Linked DNA regions of Mus musculus: region 1 is linked to region 2. The links are chromatin loops, found by intact Hi-C in ENCODE. Cell type or tissue: heart. All regions are shown on one strand. Each heading gives the region's core, and the rest is flanking DNA. Links, peaks and the distances in the headings are about the cores only. Region 1 overlaps D5Ertd579e (DNA segment, Chr 5, ERATO Doi 579, expressed). Region 2 holds the start of D5Ertd579e (DNA segment, Chr 5, ERATO Doi 579, expressed).

Region 1 (11,673 bases), core at 1,142-9,141, 74 kb after region 2:
ACTAAGAAGTGTAAACTTTAAATAGATAAAGCCATTGTTCCTAATAACCTAAAGTCTCCCATTGCCTTTTTCCCTGTTTGGGGGCCATTCTGTTCTTTGTGAATTCCACCTCTACTATAGCATACATGTGGTAAAAGTGGCCATTCTAGCCCCAGCTCATCATGACTTCTGGAGTATCCAATACGTGTGGAGTATCCAATGCGTGTGTCCATTCCTACTGTGATGAAGTGTGGTGTACAGACAGCAGAGAAAGATGGTGTGATTAGACAATCACAGATGGGGGTTAATAAAGTGACAAAAGTGTGAACTTGTTTTCTGGATACCATTTTCACATTATAAGAGGTGTGACGACAACCAGGCCAGGAGCAGAGAACACTCAAGGTGCGGTGTGGTTCCAGCCCACCCTGTCTAGGAGACTGGCCTTCTTTTCCTGGGTGCTTGGTTGGAACTGATGTATGTATGGTCTAAGAGCTTTCTTTGGCTTTCTTCTGAGAAACTCTGAAGTATTGGAGGGTTTGGAGAACAGGATAATACGGTATGACTTCATGCTTATAGCTTATGGCTGCTGCCTAGGGACTGGCCAGTGATGAACAGACTAGGTAAAGTTGGTGAAGAACCTGTGTGGAGGCAGGGGACCGAGGGTTGGAGAACATCCTGTGCTACATTGAGACTGGGAAAGTGAGGTAAAGCAGCAGCTGTTATAGTGGCCCTATGGCAGACCACCCAGTTGGGCTCTGTATTGAGGACAGAGCTGACCAGAGTGGGTGGGGGGATAAAGAAAAAGAAGACAGCCTGTGGTCTGAATACCCCTGGAAGTGGAGTTTCCTGTGTTTGGGGAAAGGAACCACAGGAAGGTACCCATCTGGTGGAGGGAGTGTGGGCACCTCCTGGGAGCCTGAGGGCAGGTGGCTGCATGTGCAGGTTCACTGAGCGGCTGTGGGCTTCAGAGGCCTTAGATAGGAGAGTGTGTTCATGCTGTGTATGGAGCCTGGAGCTTCTCTCTCTAGGAAAGGTGGAAAATTGAGCTTTCTGCAGAAACTCTTGATCTTTCAAATAATGAAAAGTGAGGCCCTGAGGAAAGTGGGAGGGGCTGTTCTAAAACCCTGCAAGTTCAGTAGCAAAGGACGTGGAAACAGGCCTGTGCAGGGAGCAGGATGAGGGCAGTTATACAGCGCTCACAGCTTGAGCCTCTTGCCCTCCTCTCCTTTCCCACGCCTGCTTTCCTCACTTAGGGTTACTTCACACGGTCTCCAGGCTCACATGAACGGCAGTGAGCTGTATTTGTTTTGTAACTTTCCTTCCAACACTTGAAATTTTGTTTATATATTCAGTCTTTTCATCCTTAAAGAGTTATTAGTAGTTGTCATCTTTGAAATATTTATTCTCTTACTAATTGTGATGGTTTGTATATGCTTGGCCTGGGGAGTGGCACTCCCCTCAGTCAGTTAGGAGGTATGGCCTTGTCTGAGTAGATGTGTGACTGGGTGTGGGCTTTAAGACTCTTCATCCTAGTTAGTTGGAAGCCAGTCTTCTAGCAGCCTTCAGATGAAAATGTAGAATTCTCAGCTCTTCCTGCACCATGCCTGCCTGGATGCTGCCATTCTCCTGCCTTGTTGATAGTGGACTGAACCTCTGAACCAGCCCTAATTAAATGTTGTCTTTATAAGAGATACATTGGTCATAGTATTTGTTCACAGTAGTAAAACCCTAACTAAGACACTATTGAATTCAACCTTTCCTATCACTATGTTCCCCTCTTCCTGTATATTCTTTGTGTGTGTGTGTGTGTGTGTGTGTGTGTGTGTGTGTGTGTGTGTGTGTGTGTGTGTGTGTTTTGTTGAGACAGTATCTTACTTTGTAGCTAAGTCTGTATGTCCTGGAACCCACGGAGACTCAACTGCTTCTGTCTCCCAAGTGCTGGGATTAAAGGTGTGTTCTACCACGTAGGCGCTTATATATTTTTTGCAGTACCTTTTCTAGCCTATGTGCTGAGCCGTTGGCTAGATTGAAGACTTAGATTCTGGTATTTGACAAAAACCAGGCCAGGAGGAAATGTAAGCTTTCTCTGTGCAATAATTTTCATTCCTATTAGTGACCTTCCCTAGTCATACTTCATAGATGAAAGTGTCTCCTCCAGCCAGGCATGGTGGGTCATATCTGTAATCACAGCATTTGGGACGTGGACTGGAAGCTGGTAAGTCTAAGGTCAGCCTGGACTGTAGAGTCAGACCTGCCTCAAAAATAAATTAGTGAATAAGCAAGGTTCATGGCTTATTTTTTTTTTTTTTAAGGAAAGTATCTTATTGTATAGACCAGGCTGCCCTCAAACTGGCCATCCTCCTATGTCATTCTCCTGGTGCCTGGCATCTCAAACATGTGTCACCATGCTTGGCTGATGGTGTTATTTTATCATCACTTATAGCAGATGGTGGTAACCTCTCTTTTGAGGGTGTAGGAAAGGCAGTGCTGAACTGGGACCTGGGACTCACATGCCTAGACAGATACGCCACCACCAAGCTGTGTGCTGCCCCAGGTTTAACCTCTCCTCCTCATGTGCACCACCTCAGCAGTGTGCAGTCCTCCCTGGCGCGTGTTCATTCAGCAGATACTTCTCTAAGAGCTGGAGCCACTCCGGAGATCCTCCTGGGTTCAAAGATGGGAACTGTCAATCCTCATGGGGCCGTAGAGCAAAGAAACTTTTGGTTTGGGGATTTTCAATTCTTGTCCTGCTTCTTGGCCCTGATGGCAAGAGTTTTCGAGCTGGCTCTGTGCGCCCAGTCTTCTCAGTCAGTAGTCTGCTGCTTACTAGCTTAGCACGGACAGTTCCAGGTTTTGAGGGGTTTAAACCTTCAGGAATTAAAGTCTGAAGCTGGTCCTTGGCTCTCTTGTGTGCTGTCACTAGCAGCCATTCTTCCCACACCTTGCCTTGGTCTTTTCTTTCCCCTTCCAGCTCTGCTGTAGAAATGACATATTCTAACCATAAAACTAAAAGAGAGCCCTGTGCAGCATGGGGCTAAAATGACTGTATTTGATTTCAACTCTGTAGGTGAGCGGAGTTTGCTGGGAAGTTTCGCAGATCTTTTTTGTGGTACCATGCAGCTGCAGCAGGGTAGGACTGACTCCTGTCCTCACAGCACTGGTGCTTTAGTAGGCGTGGTCTGTGGAGCCAAGAGTTGGCATTCTACAAGTCCATGTGCCTCCATCGCTAAGGAGGCAGTGCTGGACAGCATGATTTACTGTAGTACTGGAGTAAGGGGCAGCCCTCTGGCACTCATGTTCTGGAGAAAAGGAACAGGCTGGGCTCCATTGAGAGAAAGCATGAGACTCCCTGCCCCTTGTTGGTGCCTGCTGGCCAGATACTGGCACGCAGAAGGGTGATCCAGCAGCAGGAAAACAGAGCAAATAAAAGACAAGGCAACCTCTGACATTCTAAGCAGGACAGTAAATAGGAAACAAACTTAGTTGAAAGACTTAGAGTATGCAGCCTGTGGCACTAGGAAGGACAGAGGAACTGAGAGATGAGGGACCAACCAGAACAGGAAGTCCAATAATCAGCTGCTACAACTGGTTTCCAGATGTGGAAACTTAGGCTGGGATAGGTAAGTGGATTATGTGGGGCCACCTAGTTTACCATAGCTTTAGAGGTGATATCTGAGTTACCACTTTGTGCCATGTTCAAATGGAAAATTTAAGACTGAGCTTTCAGCCTGGCAGTGGTGGTGCACACCTTTAATTCTAGCACTTGGGAGGCAGAGGCAGGCAGATCTCAGAATTTGAGACCAGCTTGGTCTAAAGATTGAGTTGAAAACCCTGTCTCGAAAAATGAAACAAAACAAAAGGGATGTGCTTTCATGCTGGGTGCCCTCCAGTAGCTTAGGGATACCCATCTCACACTGGGAGACTGTCCAGTGCAGTGAGCTCTCCTTGAAAGAACAACCTAAGATGCTTACTGCAAGTCTTTGGCCATGGAGAGGGCAGACAATGAGGAGACCAGTCCAGTCACCTCTTCCTGACTGATACAGCTTTAAATTGAGAAGCACAGGAAGCCTGGAGACAGTTGGAGATGTCTGAGAATTCTGTGGGGTGAGAAGCAAGGGATGAAGGAAAACCTCCTAGAAATAGCAGTTACAGCAGCTGTAAGCCGTGACCAGACTCAGTTTATATCATCAAGTAACAGACCTAACCTTGTCAGGCAGCCACCAGCAGAGGAGGACAAAAGCCAAGACCAGGCCAAGGTGGCTGCAGAGAGCAGCCCACAGGGGTACTTTGTTTGCTAGAGGTGGTCTTGGTGTTGAATAGGCTAATAATAATAGTAGTCCAACTCAGACCCTGAGGTCTGGCTCCAAATCCAGATCCTCAGACACTGAAGGCAATTTTGAAGGAGTGAACATACAGAATTTAGAAATGACACTGGTACTTAAGTAACCTGGGTTACAATGAGCTCTGTCTGACAGGTACATCACCCGTGTGCTAACTAGGTGAGCTTTGAGAGAACTGGAGGTATTCTTAGGTTATAGAGCTGGGAAATAGGCATATCCCTGTGTGCGGTAGGGCAGGAATTCAGAGCCAGATGTGGAGATATCAAACTAAATCTCTACCACCTACCTCTGTTCTCAGAGAAGTAAGAGGTAGTGCCATGTACTTCTAGGAGGACAGGTCCTTATTGTCCATGGGACCTGTTGGGCATGTGGGCTACCAGTCTCTATCACTTGTACAGTGGGTGAGAGCAGATGACTGTCCAGTGAGTGTCTAGCCTTGCTTCCAGGGGCTGCCTTCTAAGTAGCTCCAGTTCATGCCTACCCTGCTCATGCTCACTGCATGTTAGTGTGCTCTTGCTCTGCACAGCACTTCCCAGATGCTTTGGACACTTGATGGTTGAGTTGGTACAGTGAAGAGAGGCCAGGCAGGGTACCACAGCAGAGTCACCGCATCTTGTTCCCACAGGTGTTCCTGTGGGCTTTCTAGAACATAGTACGCTTTATCCTTTGTCCCTTCTTAAGACGCCTTTAGATAAGTATTTTCCAGCAAACCTATGGATGTGATAGACTATGGCAGTATAGGTAGAAATGGAAATGAAATTTCTTAGTTTTAAATGAACTCTAGAATACTTGCCAGCATATGATAGTATGACGGATGACTTTATGCTTCTCAGTTTGCTATTAGGATACCGTGATGACCTAATGATTATTAAAAATAATAACTAGAGTAGGTTCAGTCTCCAGTACTGTTTTTTTAAAAAATGTGTGTGGTATTGGTGGTATGTGTTTCTCTTGTGTGTGGGGGGGGGAGGGGGGGTGCATACACACATGCAGGTAAAAAAAAAACACATTAGCTAAGGAAAGAAAACAGAAACCTGATCAGTAAAGCTTGATTTACACAAAGGAAGGAGTAAAGCACTGTTTCTTAATGCTGCTTGTATTTGAAAACATAGGCATTTTTATATATAAAGATATATACATATGGACATATACATATGCTCTTTGAATGAATGATAATATATTGTTTATTGTTTGTATATATATTGCTTTTATATGTACTAGTTGTGTGTCTGTGTAGTTTATACTAACTAAAAGATAATATGAGTACCCTGCTCACAGGTTGTCATGGCCATTCTGCAGGCCTGAAAAATAGTAGCCTATTTTAGAGGTTGGAAGGAGTTTGGTAAGCAGTCCCCAGAGGTTCCATGTTCTGCACTGGAGATAGCCCCAGGTTTGCAAGCAGTGACATAGGCTTGTTGTACAAGACAGCGTGTGGCGTGTCAGCTGACACCCGTGTTAGTTTCTGTATCCTGGAGAAGTGGATTATAATTGCGGGCCTCATTACACCTTGACCGTTATGGTAAGCAGACTTCAGTGATGGGATTGTGCAGTCTACCACTGTTGAACAATTGTCTGCCTGTTTTTTAGAGCTGTAAGAAAGAGGCAGCTGTCCTCTGACCTATTTTCTCTTTTCCCTCTTAAAGACTGGGATATTCTGCAGATAGAGAGTAACTGTGGGTATTTACAATTTACCTTCCTATCTGAAATCTGTTTCTTCTAGCCAAAACTCTGTAAAGGGGGCTTTTTTTAAAAAAGAAAAAGAAAAAAAGAATATCTGCCATACTTTGCTGAGTCATTTTGAGTTCGGCGAATGGGTAAAGTTTATTTTTAGCTCTTGGAGTCACAGAGCGGAGGCACAGGAACTTGGGTGGCTCTTCTGTGTGCATCTGGCCAGCTGTGTCCTTTCAAAGAGACAAAATCCAACCCAGACATAGCATGTCCCTGAGTAAATCCAAAGTTTCTAAGAAACACTGTAACTCTTCTGTCCATTGTACAATATTTTTTCTGTTTTCTTGCAGAAAAAAATGAGAATTTAGAATGAGTGAAAGATATGTACTTGTGCTGTTTCAAGTGCAAATTTTCTTTGAAGCTTGCCTCACTTTATCTTCAGTACCAGATCCTTTCACGCCCTCTCCGTATGCCTGTGGAACTTAAGAAACATGTTCTGTCCTTGCACACTTGTTGGTACTGGGCACTGAATTCTGGTTGTCTGCTTGGTGGCAAGTATCTGTACCACCAGCCGAACCGCCTCACTGGTGGGCCCTGTGTGGTTGGGTCCATCTCTTAAAATAACCGAGAGCTCCCATGTGTGCTTTCAGCATTGGCCTGTGTTCTGTATGGCTCTTTCTGCTGGAGTTGTGAGAGTTCACTTTAAAAAAAGAAAAGAAAAGAAGAAGACAAGGAAGGGAAAGGGAAGGGGGACCTACTTTGTTTTCTTTAGGCTCTAATCTTCTAGAGACTAAGGAGGTTTTGTAACCCCTGTGTTAAATTTGTATAAAACCATGATTATAAAGAATCTTAAGGTTGCTTTTGTGGGTGACTAACTTTTGTCCAATGATGGACACATAGATCTTTGGCCTTGTTGAGCAAGACAGAAGCCTTTCTTGGAGAGCATTCACATTGCCACAATGTATCAGTAAGTCCCACTTAGTGTCCTTCATTAGTAAGATGCTTATGGTAAGCTGGGCAGTGGTGGTACATGCCTTTAATCCCAGCACTTGAAAGGCAGAAGCAGGTGGATTTCTGAGTTCCAGGACAGCCAGGGCTACACAGAGAAATCATGTATTGAAAAACCAAAAAAGAAAAAAGAAAAGAAAAGAAAAAATACTTACAGTAGGTTAGCTTTACCGGTTTTTAAACTCTGGGATTCATTTAAGAATTGATAATATATTCCTTTTGGAACATGGAAACTTGTGGTCCTCCGTAGTGACATAAAATAATTGCCTGTCTACTGTGCCTGGTAGAAAGCTGACTGTCTTCTCTCTCACACAGAGCTCTGGGATCGAGACTTTAGTAGAAGAGCTCTGCTGCAGACTGAAAGACCTACAGAGCGAGCAAGGTGAGCAGGCTGGGGCAGGTAGAGCCCTACAGGGTCCTTCTCAGTGTAGAGTGTGTCACCAAGCCAGCATTCCTCATTACCTCAGCTCTGCACAAGGCTTCAGTGAAGTCCTTAGTGGCCACATGGGAAATCCCTGCTCCAGAGGAGGGCTGTAGTCCGTGGGCACCTTCTAAGGCTTCACTTGGGGGTTCAGTCATTTAAGTTCCTAAGTGTTCTGCAGGACTCCAGGAAGGGGCTGCATACTCTGAAACCCTTTTCTGTCCTTGTCAAGGTCATTGTCAGCGTATACTCTTGAAGCCTTGTGTTAAGGGTCCACCTTATTTTTAATTTAAGGCAATAGCCTGGACCAAGTTCAGTAGCTACCCTTTGTTTCTGTTGGTACTGAAGCACAGGGTGTGCTTAGCGCCATGTCATGTCACAGGTCTAACTGTAATGAGGAGTTTTCTTTACAGATTAGTATTAATCAAAATGAGTCAGTACAAAGGCCGTGAGTCAGAATTTTGTGAGAATGTATTTTTGGAATCTAAACAGATGTTCACTCCTTCTGGTCTAATTAATAAGTACACAGGGAACGCCAGGCTCTCAGTTAAGAACCTCTACAGTGTGGCTTTGTGATGAGTTAAAGCACTCTCATTCAGCCTGCAGCCTAGTGCATATGTAGGTTAGCCAAAGAGCGCCTTCTGCACACTCAGTACGTCAGTGTTTATTAACTGGCCTGGAGTTCTCTCTGTAAGCCACAAAAGCCTGTATCATATCTGATTAAAATTACTTGAGAAATGAGTTTAGTGTTTATTAACTGCATATATGTTAACTTTTTCTGAATTTTTGTCTTATAACAGAAGAGAAGATTCACAAAAAGTTAGAAGGTTCTCCTTCTCCAGAGGAAGAATTGTCCCCTACAGCAAAAGATCAAGTGGAAATGTATGTAAGACTCCTCAGTCTGAAGTATGTATTGTTAAAACCAGTCTCGCTACTGCCACATGGTTTCCATTTCTGTCATCTCTATGATTTCTTAATTTAGGAAATGCATGAATGCTTAGGTGCTTCATTCATAGTGAGAGTGCAAAAGTGAGTAAAACAGTCTGATTGCCTAATGTGTCTGCAGTCAGTGTTTGTGAATGAAGGAAACAGGATGGCTGCTGTTTCCTGAAGCACTTGCCGCGCATTCAGACTGACACAGAGTCTTTGAGGCAGCTGAGAGAGCTCATGACATTCCCTCTCCACAGACGAGAGCTGGTGTACCTTATCCCACAGAGGACCTGGCCAGACTTGGTCCCTGTGTCTTTAGTTCCTCCCTTGTGAGTGATTAATAGCACTGTCATCTCTACTATAAACAGACTTCCTTGCTAGACATTTTATTTTAATCTTTTGAATCTCTACCGAAGAAAAAAATTGCAGTCATTTGGTTCCATTGTAAGTGTGACATTCTCAGTAGAGATTAGGAACAGAATAAAAAATACAAAACAGTGCATTAATCAGTTTAATGTCAATTACATGTGGAAGTGATAATATAATACTAATAAGTTATTAGAATTAATTTCACCAGTTTCTTCTTAGACTTCTAATATGACTGCTAGATGTTGAAAATTGTGTATGGGATTAGAGAGATGATGCAGCAGTTAAGAGCACTTGCTGCTCTTCCAGTTCCCAGCCCTGTGTTAAGTGGCTCACAACCACTTGCCACTCCAGCTCCAGGGAATTCATTGCTTTCTTCTGGCCTTTTTGTCTAATCTCACACACAGGCAACATGCACTCTCTCTCACACACACACACACACACACACACACACACACACACACACAAATAAAAATAATTTTTTAAGAGAAAATTACCTATAAAGCTTTTAATAATTTGTACTATACATAGCTTTACTACAGATAGTCACAATGAATACCTTTGTAAACATAGCCCTTGCCACTTAGTGGGTGGCCTTAATGTCTGGAAGAGCAATACCCTAGAGGCAGCATAGCTTTCGACATCCTTTGGGGGATCTATTTTGCTCTCAAATCTTCAGCAATTGCTATTTTTTTCTAGCAAGTTTCTTTCTGTGGTATTCTAAGCATGTTTAGGGGTTATGGTCCAATCAGGCTTCCATCCTGGAGCATAGCATGTGTGTAGGTCTCACTTCTCACTGTTCACTAAACCCAGCTGTGATCCCTGACTCTGATTGCACCAGCATCCTCACTTAAGACCAATTGGATGTAACCATCCCACCATTCCTGAGCCTGCGTAAATGCCGAGTTCCATGCTGTTGCCCTGATAGTCTATCAGGAACAAGGGCATGGAGTGGGTGATGATCTGACTCGTTTCTTGTCCTTTACTCCTGCTTCTGAGGTGAACTCTTCTTGTTCCTGCTTGGAGCCACTGCAGGGTTATATAACGGCCTAGGGGAGCCTAGAAAGTAAGCAGGAGAGCAGGGCCAGACTTGGGGAAATGGCTATAGAGCTGTAGTCCCGAATCATCTGCTCAGTGACTTTCAGTAACACTTATTTCCACTATTCACTACTGTGAGGTTCTTATGTGTTCACTATTTTAGAGGGAGGAAAAAGACTCAAATATCAAATAGTGAGTTTAATGTCACAAGCATTGTAAGTGGCCAAGATGAAATTCAAGTTCAGACATGTCCTATTAGCCTAGTACATTCTTCCTATTACATTGTTTTGTCATTTCTTCCTAGATGAAATTGAAGCTTTGCTTTGATGACAGATCTTAGATATTTTTCATAGTATTTGCATAGTGCCTCTCACAGTCCAAGCAGTGCTAAAGTGCTTGGTCTGGGGGACTAATTTTTTTGTTGTTGTTGTTTTTTGAGACAGGGTTCCTCTGTGTAGCCCTGGCTGTCCTGGAACTCACTTTGTAGACCAGGCTGGCCTCGAACTCAGAAATCTGCCTGCCTCTGCCTCCAGAGTGCTGGGATTAAAGGCGTGCACCACCACGCCCAGCTGGGGGACTAATTTTAATGCACAGCACTGTTTACTGTTTGGTAATTCGTTTCAAATTCTTGCTTCCTTGATGGTGTGATTGCTGACATTAGTGAGCTAAGGCACTGCCTCTCAGGCTGACGTTGCTGTCTGTGTAATGGTGACTGTAAAGTGTGCCTTGCTTATGAACTCTTGCTCTGTTTTGCAGGTACTATGAAGCATTTCCACCACTGTCTGAGAAACCGGTTTGCCTGCAAGAGATCATGACCGTGTGGAACAAGTCCAAACCCTGTTCTTACTCTAGCTCCTCGTCATCATCCACAGTCCCACCAGCAAGCACGGATACATCTTCTCCAAAGGACTGCAACAGTGAGAGTGAAGCCGTCAGAGAGAGAAGCAGTGTCGCCTCTGTCCCCATGCATGAGAAAGCCCAGAGCAGGAGCAGACACGAGAAGGAGAGCAAGCTGAGCAGTAGCACCATCGAAGAAAAGCCTGCCTTTTACAAAAGGCAGATCCGACACAAACCTGAAGGGAAGACGCGCCCTCGCTCATGGTCATCTGGCTCTAGTGAAGCAGGTTCAAGTTCAAGTGGTAACCAAGGAGAGTTAAAAGCATCCATGAAGTATGTTAAAGTCAGACACAAGGCACGAGAAATTCGAAACAGAAAAGGGCGGAATGGGCAAAACAGGCATTCACTGAAGCATTGTGGAAAGGCAGAGAGAGGAGTCCATGCAGGCAGTGGTGGCAGCAGCAGCAGCAGCAGCAATGGGTCCATCAGGCAGCTGTGCAAGCGGGGTAAAAGACCAGCAAAGGAGACGGGAAGGAGCGACTCTGGGAACACTGCAGTGAAAGACCTGTATGTGGACAGCAGAAACAACAAAGAGTACAAGGAAGAGCCCCTGTGGTACACAGAGCCCATTGCTGAGTATTTTGTTCCTTTGAGTAGAAAAAGCAAACTAGAGACCACATACCGAAACAGGGAAGATACAAGTACTCTGACAGCAGAGGCAGTGGAAGACTTGTCTGACTCTGTGCGTGGTCTGTGTATCAGTAACAGTAATATCCACAGAACATACCTCGCAGCAGGTACTTTCATTGATGGTCATTTTGTAGAAATGCCTGCAGTTATAAACGAGGATATTGACCTCGCTGGGACCTCATTATGTTCTCTACCAGAGGACAATAAGTATCTGGATGATATTCATCTATCAGAACTAACACACTTCTATGAAGTGGATATTGATCAATCCATGTTGGATCCTGGTGCCTCAGAAACAATGCAAGGAGAAAGTCGGATTTTGAATATGATTCGACAAAAAAGCAAGGAGAATACAGATTTTGAGGCAGAATGTTGCATAGTGTTAGATGGTATGGA
Region 2 (11,673 bases), core at 1,573-9,572:
TCCTTCAGAGGTTCTAGGAGCACACTAGGGAAGAGGCAGAAGTCCTGAAAGGGACAAAGTTCTCCTGGAATATCTCAGCAAGAGCCACCCAGAGGTTAGTCCCTCTTCCTGTGACACAGCTCTTTTGATAGCTGGGGGCTCATTTCTGAATGATGATGTCCTTTAGCCTTGCCTAAAGGACATCTTCACACTGAGTTGTAAACTAGGTCCGAGAACACCCTCAGTGTGGTCTGAACTCAGCTCAACCACAATTGAAACTGGTAAATTGAAAGAGGAATTATCCACAGTGAACTTGGCGCACATTTTTCATCAGCATTCTTAGCAAACTTCCAACTCCACCCCTCAGCACAGAAGGCCTGGCTTATCTGTGCTCGGTATGTAGATAGACATTCCTTCCTGGTCAAAGTCACCTGGACTCCCCTCAGCTGTGTCCAGTTGCTTTCAGTTTCTCAGTGGACTATGCCCAGTCCTACCTCAGGACCCTGTCCTTGCTTTTCCTGGTGTCTGATATATTTATTCCCCACAGCCCGTCCTCCCTTCCTGACTGGAAAGAGTTGGGTCTCTTCCTCCCTCCCGTCCTTCCTTTTCTCTTTTTGTGTATGTGCACATGCACATATGTGTATGTGTGTATGAGCCTAAGGCGACCAAAAGATGTAGTGCCTCAGAAGCCATTAGGTTCTGATGGGGATCAAACTCAGGTCCTCCTGCATGACAGGTATGCTGCTGTCTGTCTCCCCAGCCCCAGGAAGAGGTGGATCTTTCTCCTTCTAGCCTATACCACAAAGGTCCTGCCCTAAAGAAGTTTTTTTGCTGACATTGCCACTAAAGAGATTCCACATTTGTTTTTTTTTTTTTTATTGTATTTCTCAGGGTTAATAACATTGTATCTTAACTTTGAATAGTTCTCTCCAGGAGGGTCTGTGGACACACTGTTGCTGCTGTGCTTATCAAATACCTCCTAAGAATCTAACCCTGAGTACCCTGCACTGTTGGACGGAGAGAGACGATAGGATTGAGGCAGGACTTTGTTTTCCAGTTCTGCCCATATACCTGAGCCATGACTTTTGGTGGGAAAACAGCTAATTCTCTCAAGCCTCAAGTTTCCTAACCTGAAAGACAAAGATAGTGGTAGTTTCTCCTTTCCTGGGAATTGAACGAGATTGGGCAATGTAAAGACCTGGGAACATCATGGTAGAACTGTCCCGTAAGACAGATACATTGAACCCTCACCCCTAGGACCTCTGTGTGTCTCTCCTCCTTGAAAAGCAAGACTTTGCAGATGCCATTAGTGAGGATGAGGACAGTCCACTGGATGTGAGTATGCTGTGGGGCTGGTAGGAGTGCTGAGGTATGGAAGTCACATATAGGCACCTCGTGGTTGGAAGAAAGATATGGTCATGATGGTGCCATCCTGAGGGTGAGAGTACCACTTTACCCAGTACCCTGGAAAAAAGCCACTAACTTGTTTAGCTCCAGGCTTGGAGGTCAGTGAGAGGGGTCTAGGTCCAGCCCAGCTCTGGTGCTGGGAGCTGCTTCTGTGCAGTCCTCTCTCTGCCTTGCTGAGCTTGGAGAGAGCAGAAGTGGTTCTGTGGAGAGGGGATGGCTGCTCTACCTTTTTCCAATGAGGTCACCCAGGAGTCCTGTAGGAGCAGCCTGCTCTGCAGAGGCCTGGCTGCCATGGCAGGCTGCAGGCTCTGAGGCTGCTTTCGTCAGCCTCCAGGTCACATAGGGATGAGTGGAGTGAAGCAGAGGAAAAGGAAGGGACGGGGAAGAGGAAACATCGAAAGCAAGGTAGGATCAGAGCTCTGGAAGCCTGGAGCTAATGCTGGTGTTTGGCTTACTGTGAATAGGGTACTGTTTTGGACCCCGTAGGAGGCTCATTTCCTTCAAAAGCAATCCTTGATGTCTGATACTCACGATTATTGTGAGCATTTTAAAGATGAGGATGGTATTAGCTTTCCTGTGGCAGTGAGGTAAGGCAAGTGGGGCCTGGTTTCTACCCAGTAACCCAGTTCATGCCTCCCAAAGCCCCTTGCTGTATAGATGGGGAAACTGAGGCTCAATCAGGGAGATTGGGTAAAGAAGATCCAAGCTCCGAGGAGGCTTGGCTCTGCCTTCAATTCACCAGAGTGTTATCGAATGCCACAAAACACCCTCCAACTCTAGCCTGTCATTCACCAGGCATATGTGTGGCAAACTCTGCCTCCGCTGGCGCCCTCCAGGACCCCTACTAAGGCTGAGAAGATCTGAGTCAAATCGGGGTGGGGGTGGGGGTGGGGTGGTTGTCATTTCCACCCACCCATCATGTGTCTTTGTGCAGGGGTCAGATAAGTGGTTTATGTCTCTGAACCTGAGATTCTCTCTCTCTCTCTCTCTCTCTCTCTCTCTGTCTCTCTCTCACACACACACACACACATACACACACACTGGCAGAATGAGAGCCAGAGAGCAAGAGAGAGAGAGAGAGAGAGAGAGAGAGAGAGAGAGAGAGAGAGAGCGAGCGAACAAACACAACTATGATGATGATTTTTTTTTTCAGAGATGAATGGGAGCTCTGCCACTGTTTCTTCTTTTGCTACTCTGTTTCAGCAGGGGCCTCTGGCCTCATTTGTGTTCCCTGGGGACCACAGCTATGGCACCAGAGCCGAAGTTATCCTGAGTTCACCTCAGCTGATCTGTAGGCAGCAACTTTAAGGAAGACACGTGTAGAGTGGCAAGTGGAAGGCAGGGTACTGCTGAGTCTGAGCTCTCCGAAAGAGTAGCCATAGAAGACCAAATTGCATAAATGAACCCCCTGGACAAGGACACCACTCTCCTGGAAAAAGGGTCTCAATGTGAAAACCAACACACAAACAAGATACTCTCAAGTATTGCTCAGAACTGGGACCCGAGAAACACTGCAGGACTGGGAAGCAGACTGCTATAAATTGGCATCAGGGAAAGTATATATGTATGGCTGACACTGGACCTGACCTTGGAACGGGAAGGAGCCAGCGAGGCAAAGATCTGGAGAGCCTGGGCAAAGGTTCCACAGGTGCAAAGGTCCTGAGACTGCAGTCCACACACCTTCCAGAGCTCCCGATCAGTACAGTCGGAATTGCAGGCGTTACTTCATTAAGACAAAGGAAACCACTTTCAGTCTTCTGTGACTTCCTCACTGCCTCCAAATCCTCCAAGCTACTATGATTTTTTTTTCTTTCAGGAAATTCTTCAAGGTTTAGTAATCAGTGGTTTATAAAAAAAAACCTGGCCTGTGATTGAGTAACAAAAGTAAAGTTTTTTGTTTTGGGGGGGCGGGGGGAGGTTGGGGAGACTGCCCAGTTAGTAAAAGCACCTGCATGAGTTTGGATCCCCAGTATCCACATTTAAAAAATAAGTGGGAGCAAGAGTGTATGCCTTTTTCTTTTTTTCTTTTCTTTTCTTTTTTTCTTATTAAGACAGGGTGTCACTATGTCACTATGACATCTATGTACATCACTATGTACACCTGGAACTCACTATGTAGACTAGGTTGGCCTTGAACTCACAGAGATCAGGAGGCCTGCCACTGCTTCTTGGGTGTTGGCACACTACCACACCTGGCCTAAGGAGTGCATGCCTTTAATTCTAGCACTGGGGAGGGAGCACAGGAAGCCCCCCCCCACCCCCCACCCCCCCCCCCCCCCCCCCGGCCCCGAGCTGGCTAGCAAGCCAGTCTAGCTGAACCTATGAGCTCCAGGTTCCGTGAGAGGCAATGTCTCACAAGGTTAAAAACCAAAACACACACACAAACACAAAAGACAGAGGGCTGATGAGAGATTCTCGGTGGGTAAAAGTTTGTTGCCCTGAGGACCTAAGTTTGATCCCTGGAATTCACACGGTAGAAGGAGAGAAACGGACTCTTGTGGGTTGTCCTCTGACCCCACACTGCGATCCATTAGTACACATCAATAAATAAGTCTAAAAAACATAAGATGGAGTGTGATTGATAACTGATGTTACCCTTTGACCTCCACAGGTGCCTGCCCACAATCACCCGAGGAACACATACACACAGATTATAGTCAACAGGATGGCTACAAAGTGGCTGTGTTATCTTTCCTTTCATATGTTTGCGATACTTTGTTACTCTTTTAAAACTGCCCTACTATCGATATGCCTTTACAGAAGGTACAGACTAGGAGACACTAATGTTATTATGGATGTATGTACCAAAAAATGTGTGCAAATTCTCCATATTTAGGGAAATGTTTCCCTGGTCTGTGCAAGCCTGGCTTCTGAGGTCCTGAAGATCCTGACACCATTTATGCCCACCTTCACTCTCAGATGACCCTGGATTTTCCACTCTCTCGCATGTTATATGAGTTTGCCTGGCTGCCCGCCCTGGAACAGGTAACCAAAAGATGTGTAGTAAATAAAACTGTGGCTTGTGACTCACCTCAAATGAACCCCGAGGCAACAAAAGGGGGAGCAAACTAAGGAAGGGTAAGACTTGGGTGAAGGAAAAGATCCCCGACAATAGAGCCAAAGGCCTGTGCTCAAATTCTGCCTCCATCCCGAGGCGTCACCCACTCCCCAGCCTGTTCCGGGTCTCTCCAGGAAGGCTTTACTTTGGGTTTCTCCGGGAGAGTGAAAAGATGTTTGTTGGAACAGTATGGATTCTATGAAAGGACAGTTCTTTTAGGTTCCTGACCTTGGCTTGCATACAAGAGTCCAGCCTACCTCAGCAGAAAAGTACTTCCAGTTCTCTGCTCCTCCCAGAAGCCTGAGCTGAGCTTGGGAACTCCGGGTCTCAGACTCTGAACCCAAGAACAGGGCCTGGTGCCTGGCGGTGCTCAATGAGTTTGATGAACTACATGCAGGTCACTCCCCTACGGGACCTGTTCTTGCCTTTGTATAGAAGGCACATCTCTGGCTTTTCTTCCTGGTACTTCTGACATCTACATCTGCTTTTCTGGAAGAGCCTAGGAGTCACATTTAGGGAAGGTGAGTAGGTGGGAAGAGGCTTTTGATTAAAAGGTTAGTGCACATTTTTGGCTCCCACTTCCGAATCTTCCAGAAGGTCTTTTATTTTTTGCCTACTTAATAATAACATAAAAAAGCCATGTCACTTTTTGTTTTTAATTGAAGTCTTTATGTTAAGCCGCCCACTCCAGCCATTCCAGGACATGGCGAAGAGGGGGCGCGGACAGGTGTAACGCGGGGGTTTGTGTTGGAAGGGCTCTGCAAAGCCGGGTCTCAGTGACCCAGCGGGAGGTCACCGACCCAGGAGCCCTCTCTCAGGGCCTGGTAAAGCTTCAAAGCCTCGGATCCTCAGGTCGGCCTCGTGGTGTCAGGATCTTCAGGACCCCAGAATCCAGTCCTGCGCGCCTGCTGCTCCCCCACCCACACAGCACGAGGGCGGAGCCCCGGCGCGCTGATGTAATCCCGGCGCCTGGGCGGAAGGATATGGAACGCGGCGTTGGCTGGCCGGGCGCTGAGGCTGTTGCCAGGTAACGCAGCGGAGCGGCTGCCGCGCGCCGCCTCCCGCCCTCCGCCGCCTGGCGCTGGGGCCGCCGCCGCTTTACGTAAGGCGCAGGCCAGGGCCGCCCGGCGCTCGGCAGCCGCCTGCAGCCCTCGGAGCGCAAGGAGAGGCGCCCACCCGGTAGCCTTGGCAGGTAGGCGGCGGCCGGGAGCGGGGCCGTGGCGGGTGGCGGGCCAGAGGGATGTCCGGCTCGAGGACCCCGCGGGCGGCGTGCGATGAGTGCGCACAATGGGCCGCGGCGGGCTGAGGCGGCCCGGCCTGAGGACAGCGGCCTCGCCTCGCCCCGCGCCCTCAGCTTTGTCCTTCGGCGGTCGGGGGCGGGCGCGGCGCGGTGAGTGGCGGGCACGCGGGCCTATGGCGCGGGGTCGAAGAAGGTGACGGCCGAGGGCAGAAGTGACAGGCCCCGGAGTCGCCGGCCTGCGCGCGCCACCGCCCGGACCCTCGCGGCCCGGCTTCCGGCCGGCGTCCCGGGAGCTCCCGGTGGACGCCGGGCCAGGGCTGAGCGCTTTGCGTAGAGGCCAGGACAGGGCGAGCAGTGGGGAGCAGACCCCGAACCTGGCAGCCCCTCCCTTCAGTGTTTGCCCTTCTGTAGACAAACCTTAAAGGTTTAACCAAGAAAAGTGAGATGGGGGATAAACGGGAGGGGGACATGCGACTCCGGAGTCATTTACTAAACGGGGTTCTTGGGTCTCATCACCTGCTTTGCCTTGTTGCCCAAGTAACTGACAATGCATTTTGCGTTTCTGGTTCTTGGCTTGCTAAGGAAACGGTAGGAGAGGCTTGCCGAGGAGCCGGGGACGTGCAGTTTGGATAACAGGTGATGCCATGGAAAAGCCTATGCAGTGAAAACCCCACGCAAGATTTCTGCCACCAGTATAGGACCCGTTGCATGACACTTTGTCGGTTTTAGAGACTTCAGATTTAAAAGAAGGGGAAAAATATCTGTCACTCTGCATTCTGAAGGTCAAATATTCGCCCGCAGATGTTTTGGGCTGAACCATTCTTAACTAGGTCTCAGGATCTTTATGACAAAAACCATTCTGGAACTGTGCATTTGAAATACCCATGGAGGCTTCTTGCAGTTGATACTTATTATTGTAGATTTAGTTGCTATTCTTGCCAACTGATGTACTTTTAAAACGTGTTCTTTCACAAGTTCATTTATATATCTCTATAATGTCCCTTTATCATATTTCCCCACTATCTTCTCTTAGACAAACATTGAATTATAATTATATATTAATGTGTGTGTTTGGGTGCATGTATATTTAACGCGTGGAGGCCAGTGATCAATATCAGATGTTTTTTATAATTGTTTTAAAAATATTTATTTGATGTGTATTGGTATTTTACCTGCATGTATATCTGTGTAAGGGTGTCAGATCCCCTGGAACTGGAGTTACATACAGTTGTGAGCCACTGTGCAGTTGCTAGGAATTGAACCCCGGTCCTGTGGAAGACCGGCCCGTGCTCTTGATCACGGAGCCATCTCTCCAGCCCTCAGGTGTTACTTTTGAGATAGGGTCTCACTAGGTAGATTAGGCTGGCCAAGTACTTTAGAGCTATGTCTGCCTCTGACTTTGAAATGCTGGGATTTGAGTCATGGTCTCTCACTGAACCTGGAACTCACTAGTTCAGCAAGGGTGACTGGCCAGCAAGCCTCAGGGGTCCTCCCATGTCAGCCTCCCCATCGCTGGGACGCCACAAATGTTTAATCATTTAAAAAGTAGTTAGGGCTGGAAATGTAGCCCAGATGAAGTCCGCTATTAAATTCTCAGAATGTAAAACAAAATAGGCCTTCAAATTGACTGTAACAGGTTTTATATGAGCCTATTTTCATTAAGAAAGTAGGAGAGTTTTACTCTTATTTAGTGTCATAGAGATACATGTATTGTTCTTTGAACATAAGGGTAAATATTTTTAACATGGCAACATTTAACAAGGCAAATTAAGAATTTTAAAGAATGATTGATTTGATATACAAATTATGAACATTTAAAAAAGAAACTTAATGGTGTTTTGCTTGCTCCCATTTGTTGTGTAGCTCCATCTGTGCCTGATTTTATCCCAGGGCTCTTTAAAAGTGTTGGACTTGCTCTTCTTCTTTTGTGTGGAAATGCACCAAGCCTGAGCTTTGCCCCTGTTTTTTTGCATCATTTGACTTGGAGCAGCTAATGGCCTCTGAGCTAGTTTTGTCATCTGTGAAATGGGAAGAATGCTGAGACCTGCCTTGCAGGATAGAGAGGCAGAGGGGGCGATGTGAAGTAATGTCATCCTCACTCAAGCTCTTAAAATGCCGCTTAGTGCTGATATGTCTGAGTCCTCAGATTCCCCTGCAGGCTGGAAGCAGTCAGTTGTCTTCAGGCCACTGTTGCTTTCTCTCTACTTTGCCTGGTTTCCAGGATTCTCTTTCCCAGACACATGGCAGCCTCTGGTCCTGCAAGCGTCTAAGCACCTGGGATTTGGAGCTTAGAGTACAGTTATAAACGCAGTGTGGGAGGTCCCTGGCAGTGCAGTGCAGTCACCCTGTCCTGGCCATCTCCTTTCCACATTACCTTGTAAGACTACCGTTGCTCTGATCACACCAAGCAGTTTCAGATGTTCTTGATTTATACTCTTTCTTCTGATTTGAGGGTCCCCCACTTCTGCTTTCTCTAGTTTCAAAAGATTCTTATAAGATACTGTATCCTCTCTGGAGCCTTTGGAAATCCCTCAGAATGAATTCCTTCTTGCTGTAGGCCCTGTGGATGGACGGCATGCTTTTTCTTAAAATGTTTCTTTTGTGGAAATTAAATATAAAATATTGCTTTCAAGAAGACTTATTAACTCGTTAGTACTGGATTGGAAAGACTGGAGTTACATTCCAGCCCCCCTCTTGCTTCCTGGGTCACTGTGGGCAAGCTTGTTATATCTCGTGACCTTCAGTCTCTGTGAAACGAGAAGTCTCATCTTCTGTATGTCTTTTGCTTTGTAGTGAGCTGGCATCTAGGGGTTGAACTCAGGTTTCCAGGCTGGCTTGGCAAATGCCTTTATCTACCAAGCCATCTTACTGGCCCTGAGAGCGGTTTTGATTACCGGATTTTTTTTTTAAAGAAAGATTTATTTTTATTTATATGCATGTATATGCATATTTTTCCCTTAGAGACCAGAAGGTGGTGTTGGATTTCTTTGGAGCCATAGTTCCGGGCAGTTGTGATCTGCCTGACTTGGGAGCTGGGATCTGAACTCTAGTCCTCCTGAAGAGCAGTGAGTATAATTACTTAACTGCTGAGCCCAGGCATCAGATTTTTCCCAGCTCTGTATTCATGCTTTTGTTGTTCCTGCTCCCCTCTTTTTTTCTTTTTCTTATAGTGTTCAGGATTAAACCCTGGGGCATCATGTATTCTAGACAAGCACTCTACCAACCCACTTACATCCCCTGCCCCTCTATGCACTTTTTAATCTACCTTCCTTGAATGCTTTCTTGCCTGGTTCCCCTGCTCTACCCTCTGAAGCTATTGCTGGCCTCTAGGAAAGAATGTACACTCTTCCCTTCACTAAGAGGCAGTATAGAAAGGGTTAAGAATGTACCCTAAAAGCACTGCCGCCTGTGTTTATTCTTTTAGTTATGTCTGAAACTATATGCCTTCTTGTACTTCACATGCCAGGCAGCTCCCAGAACACCCTCTGGGAGGAAAGTTCTGTTCTGGCTTCCGGTTCTGAGAACTCAGTCCATCACGACAGAGGATAGATATGGTAGCTTAGAGAACTCAACCTAACGGAAGCCAGGAAACAGAGAAAGACAGACAAAGGGCAGAGACAGACACACAAAGAACCTGCCTCCAGCCACCTACTTCTTTCTACTAAGTTTCACCTTCTGATGTTTTTAGCACCTTCAAAAATAGTGCCCTCAGCTGGTGACCAAATGTTCAAATAAGCCCAAGGGGCACATTTCAGATTTACAGCTTTCCACCCTGGGCCCCAAAATGTATTTGTATATTTACTCTATCTCAAGAGTCCCCAATGTATTATATTTCAACATTGCTCAAAAGTCCAAAGTCTCTTCTAAGACTTGAGGCAATATCTCAGCTATATGAGTTCCTGTAAAAAAAAAAAAAAAAGTTACACACACAAGGGCACAGAGTAAACATTTCCATTCTAAAATGTAGAACGGAATAGCCAGTAAGGATTGCATGGACCCATCAAGGCAAACTTTAAAGCTTGCTGCTCCTTGTCTGTCTTCTGAGGTATGTTGTAGGCTCCAGAGGGCTTGGGCAACCCTGCCATTTGGCTTTGCTGTTTGCATGCAGCCCATCTGAACTTTCTTGGGATGGTTCCACTCAATGACGTCATAGTGCAGGGACTCTCTTCTTATCACATATTTCTCAACCTCTCAGGCTTTTCTTTGAAATCTGGGTGGAAACCTGCTAACTCAGTATCACTTGGAAGGGCAAGGATTGCTGCCAGTTGCAGTTGTAGTGGCTCCCTGAGACCATAGCTACAGCAGCCTCAAGAGTACCTGGGTGCCTGAGCACAATGGACACATCCTGGGGAAACAGCTTCCCAGATGGCCTTGGCCTTGTCTACTCACGATATTTTCTCTCTTCTCAAGGAAGATGTATCCCAAATTAGTTTACGCTTTACTGTCCTTAAACCTGTGATGTATGAGTTCTGGCCAGTTCCTAAGATGCCCTGGAGACACCCTTTGCCTTGATGATAATCCTCTTATAATTAATGGCCCTAATTTCTTCAGTAGTCACACTTTCTTTGGCCCCAACTTTTCTGACCATGATGCAAGTTTTTCAGTCTTTGCTGCTTTTTTCTCATTATAAATGCTAATAGCTGTTAGTAAACCTCATTCCTTTGGAATTTCCAGTGGATCACTCATAAACTCAGCCTGTCATGGAGTTTAGTGTTTTGATAAATGGATAAAATTTAGGTATCTTCTTTATTATAGTGTAACATGTACAGTTTCTAGTCCAGTTTCCAGCAGTCTTTGCTGTCTGAAACCTGTCTTTAATGCCCACATTCTTAATGACTTTTAGTCTTCTGAGCTCCCACCAAAATTGTCCATTAAGTTCTACTGACAACACTCTTGGCTTTGGCTTGTTTTTTTTTCTTTCTTTTCTTTTTTTTTTTTTTTTTTTTGGTTTTTTGAGACAGGGTTTCTCTGTGTAGCCCTGGCTGTCCTGGAACTCACTCTGTAGACCAGGCTGGCCTCGAACTCAGAAATCCGCCTGCTTCTGTCTCCCAAGTGCTGGAATTAAAGGCGTACACCACCACTGCCCAGCTGGCTTGTTTTTCTAAAGTCTTTAATATTCCTCCTGTAAGACTGGGTCCAAAGGCTTCTACCTACACCAGCAGCAAACAGCAATGACCTCACTTTTCTGGGGCCAATTTTCTGTTTTAGACTTTTATTTGACATACACATCTTAAGTGGGAGAAAGGTTTGTTTGTGGTTTCAGTACCCTCATGGTAGAAGACATATAGTGGAACAAAGTTTCTCATCTCCTGATAGCTAGGAAAAGAGAAGGGGAGAGGAGGAGAGGAGGTGGGCAATGAGAGATGTCCAACATTTCCCAGTAAAGTGCCAATAACCTGCAGAGGACCAGTACATGAGCCTGCAAGGGACATTGCAGATTCAAGCCACAGTACCTTATACCTTAGCATGGAATTGCTGGCTATCTCATGACTGTCTGGTTCCCTTTCCATCCATCAAGCTATTGGAATCTTGAAGACTTCACTGAAATATTCTTTGTATCTGATTTTCAGAATTAACTCTTTACTCTCTGATACATTTTTCCATCTTAATTAGTGTTATTTATTTTATGTGCATGTTTGAATTTGTGTGCACCACATGTGTACAGGTGAAAAGGGCATCAGATTTACCGAAACTGGAGTTATAGGGAGTTGCGAGCTGCTCAGTGTATGTGCTGGGAACTATACCTGGATCTTTTGTAAGAGCAATAAGTGCTCTTAATTGCTGATCCATCTCTAGTCTAGTCTCTCAACTTGTTTTGTTATTGTTGTTTGCTTATGATATTTTAGGTTTTTTGTTTTGCATGGAGGCATCTCCTGGATCTTAATGTCTTAAGGGAAGAGAAGAGACTCCTACTTGATGATTCTTTCTAGTGTGCAGTATAATTATAACCTTTTTGCACAGTATCCATTCATTAGATATTTGACTGAAT

The links. Peaks named below come from ENCODE experiments on the same cell type or tissue, not always from the same donor. Only the 100,000 strongest peaks of a DNase experiment are listed, where the experiment ranks them.
Region 1: a loop joins it to region 2, with 4 times the contacts of the local background. A loop is called at or near these places in 2 of 42 quality-filtered maps.

Annotation. Positions count from the first base shown.
Region 1 is chr5:36,615,368-36,627,040 of GRCm38, reverse strand. It overlaps D5Ertd579e (DNA segment, Chr 5, ERATO Doi 579, expressed), which reads left to right. Exons shown (of 9, transcript NM_001081232.3): 4 at 7,311-7,377; 5 at 8,217-8,298; 6 at 10,507-11,673. Among named protein-coding and RNA genes, the nearest start is that of Tbc1d14, 39 kb to the right of the region's middle. In heart, for the core only: no CTCF peak of the experiment used is centred there; DNase peaks (open chromatin) are centred at 3,210, 5,690 and 6,204; H3K4me3 peaks cover 368 bases; H3K27ac peaks cover 3,440 bases.
Region 2 is chr5:36,689,818-36,701,490 of GRCm38, reverse strand. It overlaps D5Ertd579e (DNA segment, Chr 5, ERATO Doi 579, expressed), which reads left to right and starts at 5,470. Exons shown (of 9, transcript NM_001081232.3): 1 at 5,470-5,636. It overlaps Gm32725 (a long non-coding RNA gene), which reads left to right. Exons shown (of 3, transcript XR_868354.3): 3 at 2,540-3,257. In heart, for the core only: no CTCF peak of the experiment used is centred there; DNase peaks (open chromatin) are centred at 4,390, 4,770, 5,430 and 5,840; H3K4me3 peaks cover 2,849 bases; H3K27ac peaks cover 3,651 bases.